2 separate regions of the Homo sapiens genome follow, and region 2 is linked to region 1. The links are chromatin contacts, found by Hi-C or POLR2A ChIA-PET in ENCODE. All regions are on one chromosome and are shown on one strand. The core of a region is the stretch at or near the end of the contact, and the rest is flanking DNA. Distances in the headings are between cores, read along the strand shown.

Region 1 (3,035 bases), core at 200-2,699:
TGAAGTGTACATTTTTCACCCCATAAGCCTGAAATCAGCGAAATGTTATCTTCTCCTTCGCACAAGGCTTCAGGTAGAGACTGGATATCTACCCTCACTCAACCACCCTCAATGGTAGAACTAAAAAGCAACAAATGGATTTTACAAGTTAATGTCTTAAGCTATAGAAGAAAACGAAATGAAACAAAAGGAAAAGGGGAAAAAAAAACCCATTCCTACATTACTGACCGGGGGCTTCTCTTCCAATCGCATCCCAAGTCCTTTGCTGCTCAAAAAACTTAACACCTCCAACCTGGTTAGACGCTTCAAATTCCTCCAGATTTCTAAACTGCGAAAGCGAAACAAACATCTACCTAACAGGCTAAAAAGATGACGAAGTACAAAGTAAGAAAAACTTTTGCAACACAGACACTGGCCACAGTGCATTCCTACTTTCCCAGAAGGGAAGAGGAGGGGAGGCAGCTGAAATAAGAATAAGGATGAGGTAAGTATCGGTGGAAGATGACAGTTTAGGGTGAGAAGCGGCTGCTCTTTCTCACATTCAGGGGGACAGGAAGGCAAAAGGTAGGTGTTAAATTAAAAAAAAAAAAAAGTCTACCCACACCACTCTTCGTTCTTCCTCCAGCACAGCTGGAGGGGGAAGGCTCTTCCCCAGAACGCCGGAGCAGAGAGAAGGCATCGCCACCCTAGGCTAGTGGCGCCGTCCAGCCTGTCACTGGGGCTGGGACTAGAAAAGTTGAAGCAGGAGTAAAGATCTGGGGAAGACGGACACGTCCTTCCAAGGCTGAGGACCCCGGTGACCCGAGCTGAGGGCAGCCAGAGCCCGGGGTGACCAAGCCCTGCCCTACGTGTCCGGCTGTCTCTGAGGAACCGGGTCGCCTGACGCCTGCCCTGGCCCCTCTCCGCCCGGCCCCGCGCGCCTCCTTGCTTACCTGCTGCACCCCGAGGAACTGGTAGAAGTTGAGCTGCACCTCCTCCACTAAGTCAAACAACTCCAGGTCTCCGCTCTCCCAGCCGCGCGCCGGCGCCACGGCGGCCAGCAGCAGCAGCAGCAGCCACAGCAGCGGCGTCCGCGGCGGCGGCGGCGGGAACGGCACCAGCCCGAGCTGGCGGCGTCCAGGAAGCTGCGCCGGCTGGGAGCAAGGAGCCGTCATCGCGCTGGGCTCGGAAAGGTCACCCGCCGCGCAGCTCCGTTGGCCGAGAGCTGGGACGTGGCGGGCGGCGCTGGCTGTGGGGAACAGCGCCTGTCAGTGAAAAGCGCGGGCAGGCGCACCGGAGCGGCCCGCCAGGTGGCTGGCCCCAGACAGAGCGCGGAGGCGGCGGGAGCCGGCTGCCGGACGGGCGGGTGGGTAGGCGGGCGGGGCCGCAGCCAGCGCTACGTTCCGAAGACCCTCGCCCCCAGGCCTACACACAGCTGTAGAGGCAGCGCCCGGCGCCTGGGCTGCACAGTGGGTGAGGCTTCCCTTCGCCTCAGCCTATCCCAGGCCTCGCTTCCGGTGACATCATGTCTCCTAGCAACCGCGGGAAGGGGGCGTGGCCGGAAGCCTGGACGCCTGGCGCCCCAGATCTGGGCCTGGGTGAAATGCCTCTCAATCACTGGCGCGCACGGAGCAGCTGTACCTGCGCCCACATGGGCTGAGAGACAGGGACGGTTATAGCCATCTCGCGTCCATCTGGAACGCCCCACGTGGACTTCCCCTGAAATAGCTACTGTCTTCCTCTCCCCTAGCTATCGAACACTAAAAGCATATTTGAAGCCTGATTAATTGATTATGGCTTCCATGCATTTAATTAGTCCATCAGCAAAGAAGACAGGACAAGTTGAACCAGGTTCTAAAAGGGGCAAATCTAGTAAGTAGAGAGAGGTAGAGCAGAAAAGGAATTGAAACCAAAACAAAAAGTATACTTCTAATTATGAATTAAGATTTACAGGCATAATACCATAAAATGACCTGGTAGAATTAACAGTTAATAATGGTGACTCAATCATAGTTGGAGGAGAAATGTAGTTTATCCACCTTAGCCCACCTCCAGTTGGGGTTCCTTTGAAAACAGACCTCAATTGAGATGTTTCTGTTTTAAAAGACAGGCTAAAAACCTCCTCTCCCATAACAATGTCTCACCTTCTAGTCTTGCATTGCTTCTGTTCAAGCTCTTTTCAAGTTATTTTCTCCACCACAATTCTCTTGTGTGGACTTTATTATTGTGTGCTTAGCACAATGCATAGCACATGAGAGCACTCAATTAGTTGAACTGAATCCTGTGACTACCTCCCTACCACCATTCCCCCTACCACAGATTTTTAGTTTATTTATTTATTTATTTAGAGACGGAGTTTTGCTCTTGTTGCACAGGCTGGAGTGCAATGACACCATCTCGGCTCACTGCAACCTCTGCCTCCCACGTTCAAGCAATTCTCCTGGCTCAGCCTCCCGAGTAGCTAGGATTACAGACTCCTGCCACCATGCCTGGCTAATTTTTTGTATTTTTAGTAGAGACGGGGTTTCACCGTGTAGGCCAGATTGGTCTCAAACTCCTGACCTCACATGATGTGATCTACCCACCTCAGCCTCCCAAACTGCTGGGATTACAGGCATGAGCCACCACCCCCAGCCTAGTTTATTTTTGGTTATATCAGTTTTCTTAAAGTGAACGTCATCTTTACCAAGTCCCTAAATTAGGTTACTGTTTATTCAATGAACAAAACATCGAAATAAGATGAAATTAATGATCTTAAGCACTACTTTTACATATTATAGTAACATTCATCTTTTCTCCTAATTTGATCATTAGATTAAGTGCAATAAAACCTTTGAAACTGGTGCCATATTGCCACAAATCTGGGATTCTTACCCCGATCTTGTAGCAGACAGCCTAGTATTTCCCTTTTGAGTTTTACCTTTATGTTGTCTGAGAACCTCGGGGACTTACTCCATCTAAAGATAGCCCATCCTCTTTCTAAGGCCATGCTGAAACAGAATTGGATTCTATTAATAATACTTCTCATGGACATAAGGTATTACTCAAAAATTCAT
Region 2 (3,035 bases), core at 145-2,644, 2.4 Mb after region 1:
CCTGTCTGGTAGTCCAGTGGAGGAGATGACAAAAAGGGACAATGTGGCTAACATCTGCATGACTGTTCATAAGAACCATAAACACGAGGCTGTTCCCACTACCACGTGAAAGGATAGAGGGGCTTGGTGTGTGTAGGGCACAGCTTTTCTGAAAGGCAGAAGGATTCTTTTTATGATTTTACCACGTATCATTTCCTTTTTTTTTTTTTTGTATTGGAAGTTTACTTTCTATCTTGCTTTGCTTTTTTAATTGCTTTTTTTGGCGCTTTAACAAAATGGACAAGTCGTGAGGATTTAGACCTCTCTGTCAAGGGGGCAGATGTTTCTTATGCTTCATTGCCATGTTAAGGTTCTGATTTGGGTACTTGTGTTTGCAAACAGATGGGCTTGGGGATAAGAGGGGACAGGAAAAGAGTCAACATGCAAAAGCCTTCAGAGTCTAGCACGTGCAAAAGACAGCTGAACTCTGCCATGTAAAACTGAGCAAATGCCTTGCTGGGAGAAGAAAGAAAAAGATTGATGTGAGAGAAGGTACCCTGATTTTAGTTCCTTTGCTGCAGATAATGACCCAAGCAGACTGAATTCAGACATTGTCCTAGCTGTCCTAAAAAAAAACCCTACAACTTTGTTATTATTTGTATTATCAATATTAATATTTAACATTAAATTTTGTGTCAAATTAAATTTTGATCAAATTAAGATCAAATTAAAATTTGATCTTAGGTTAGTAATCTAGGATCCTCATTGTATAAATGAGAGAAGACCACAGAAAATGTGCTTTTTGTTTATGTGTGTGTTTGCTTGTTTGAGCTCACACACTTAATTAAGTGGCAGCAGTGGGAAGTCCAGGGCTCCAGTTCCCATTAACATGATCTTACAAATGAAGGGACAAGGACACACAGGGGAGGGACACACCCAAGGAGCATCATGGGCCAAGACAGTGTCAAGATGACACAGGCTTCCACACCGTCACCAGGCTGGGGCTTTCTGTGTGGATTCAAGAAATTTGTGGTTTTTCTTTTCTTTTTTTTTTTTTTTTTTCTTGAGACAGAGTTTTGCTCTGTCACCCAGGCTGGAGTGCAATGGCATGATCATGATTCACTACAGCCTCGACTTCCCACGTTCAAGGGATCCTCCCATCTCAGCCTTCAGAGTAGATGGGACTACAGGCACGCACCCAGGCGCCTGGCTAATTTTTTATTTTTTGTAGAGATGGGGTCTCACTATGTTGCCCAGGCTGGTCTGGAATTCCTGGACTCAAGTAATCCTCCCACCTTAACCTCACAAAATGCTGGGATTATAGGCATGAGCCAGCATGTCTGGCCTGAAACTTGTGCTTTCTTAACTCCACTCACACTTAGGAGCCAGGCAAGGAATGGGATTTCTCCTTTGTGCTTGGAGGAAATGAGCTCAGGTCTCTGTAAAGATAACCTCAGCTCTGCAAACCAAAACGAAGATAAGAATAAATGCCTGTCCGCCTTCCCCCATACCTGGGGGAACTTTGACTCTGTCGGATAATGGATCTTTTGTCTTAAAGGAAGGAATTTCCTCTGCAGCCAAGAACGGTTGGCAGTGCAGGTTGAGACTTGCTGGGTTCAGGAACCAAGCCTTGGGGCAGAGAGGCTGCAGGAGCTGGGGCCGGCTTGCCCAAGGAATGGCTGAGGGTGGCGGGTGTTTTCGCACGGGGTGGCCACGCTTCTGCAAATTGCTCCATTTTACTCAGCATCCTTTGCTGTAGAGTGCCGGTGTGCTGTCACAGCAGGCTGAAAAATGCATCTGACCTGTTTATTCTGCCCTCCCTGTGAGGGGCTTTTTGGCCTGCCATTTTTCACTACTCCTGGATAGAAACAAAGGAACACAGTAAGAGGAGAGGAGAGAAATGAGAAGTTTCTTGCCAAAGCCAAGGGAAGCTCTGGTTCCAGAAAATGAGGCTGGCACTGGGCCAGCTGGGTTGATGTTGCCCTTGACCGCCTCTTTGTGGCCGATTGGGGAATGTCCCCCCAGCCGCACCTGGCCCTTATGGCGTAATCCAGTTGAGCCTGGACGGGAAATAAAAAGGAAAATGTGACTCACAGCAAGTGCAAATGCAGTCTCCCTCCCAGGGGCCTTGCTCAGCTTAGTCTTTGGGAAACTCCCCGCCTGCCTGGCCTTATTTAACACACAGACGCACGGGTTCCTGGGATAAACAGTGCTCCCCAGAGAGCCCCGGCCATGAGCAGGGTGTCTACCAGCACCTGGGTGGCCCAGAAGCACAGCTGCAACTCCATGGGGCCTCAGATATGCCGACTGGATACTTTGAGCTGTAACCCCCCTGGAAACCCGCTGTTGATGCCATCTGGAAGCCCTGGGTGTCTTTTGGCATCTGTATGTTGTCACTTTATCTCAATCCATAGAGTTTTAAGTTCTCTCATGAAGCCCTGTTGATCTTGCCTTTATTTAAAATTTTGATGGTTTATCATGAATTTTTTTTATCATTTTATTTTTTAGGAGCAATTTTTTAGGTTTGTAACAAGATCGAGCAGAAAGTACAGACAGTTCCCATACACCCTTGGCCTCCACGCATGAACAGCCTCCCCCATGATCAGCATACCCTACTAGAGTGGTACGTTTGTTACGATCAATGAAATGAGACCGACACATTGATATCACCCAGAGTCCATAGTTTACACTGGGGTTCACTCTTGCTGTTGTACATTCCATGGATTTGGACAAAGAGGCTGTCAAGGGCAACATCAACCCAGCTGGCTCAGTGTCGCCCAGGCTGGAGTGCAGTGGAACGATCTCGGCTCACCGCAATCTCTGTCTCCCGGGTTCACGCCATTCTCCTGCCTCAGCCTCCTGAGTAGCTGGGACGCAGGTGCCTGCCACCATGCCTGGCTAATTTTTTAGTATTTTTAGTAGAGACCAGGTTTCACCATGTTAGCCAGGATGGTCTCGATCTCCTGACCTCGTGATCCGCCTGCCTTGGCCTCCTAAAGTGCTGGGATTACTGGCGTGAGCCACCACACCCACCTGCTTTTTAAAAGTATTGCACA

What was found. Hi-C counts contacts between places; a loop is a spot of excess contacts on that map. ChIA-PET counts read pairs that join two places held with the same protein, here RNA polymerase II (POLR2A). Pooled maps may share reads with other maps.
Region 2: a loop to region 1 is called in a pooled map, with 4 times the contacts of the local background. The contact joins the enhancer-like site here to the promoter of DNAJC1 in region 1. A Hi-C loop is called at or near these places in 2 of 50 pooled maps. POLR2A ChIA-PET finds 5 or more read pairs at or near these places in 2 of 52 experiments (A673 and PC-9).

The regions. Positions count from the first base shown.
Region 1 is chr10:22,002,281-22,005,315 of GRCh38, forward strand. It overlaps DNAJC1 (DnaJ heat shock protein family (Hsp40) member C1), which reads right to left and starts at 1,450. Exons shown (of 12, transcript NM_022365.4): 1 at 933-1,450. The coding sequence starts at 1,154. RefSeq lists a silencer at 1,084-1,453 and enhancers at 1,114-1,614, 1,494-1,543, 1,574-1,703.
Region 2 is chr10:24,381,822-24,384,856 of GRCh38, forward strand. All of the region lies in intron 3 of KIAA1217, which reads left to right. Among named protein-coding and RNA genes, the nearest start is that of MIR603, 110 kb to the left of the region's middle. RefSeq lists enhancers at 1,227-2,426, 1,524-1,603, 1,754-1,913. Within about 2 kb of position 1,395, at least 21 of the 41 ENCODE cell types and tissues checked have a DNase peak (open chromatin) inside an H3K27ac peak, as active enhancers do; they include A673, where a contact is called at or near this core.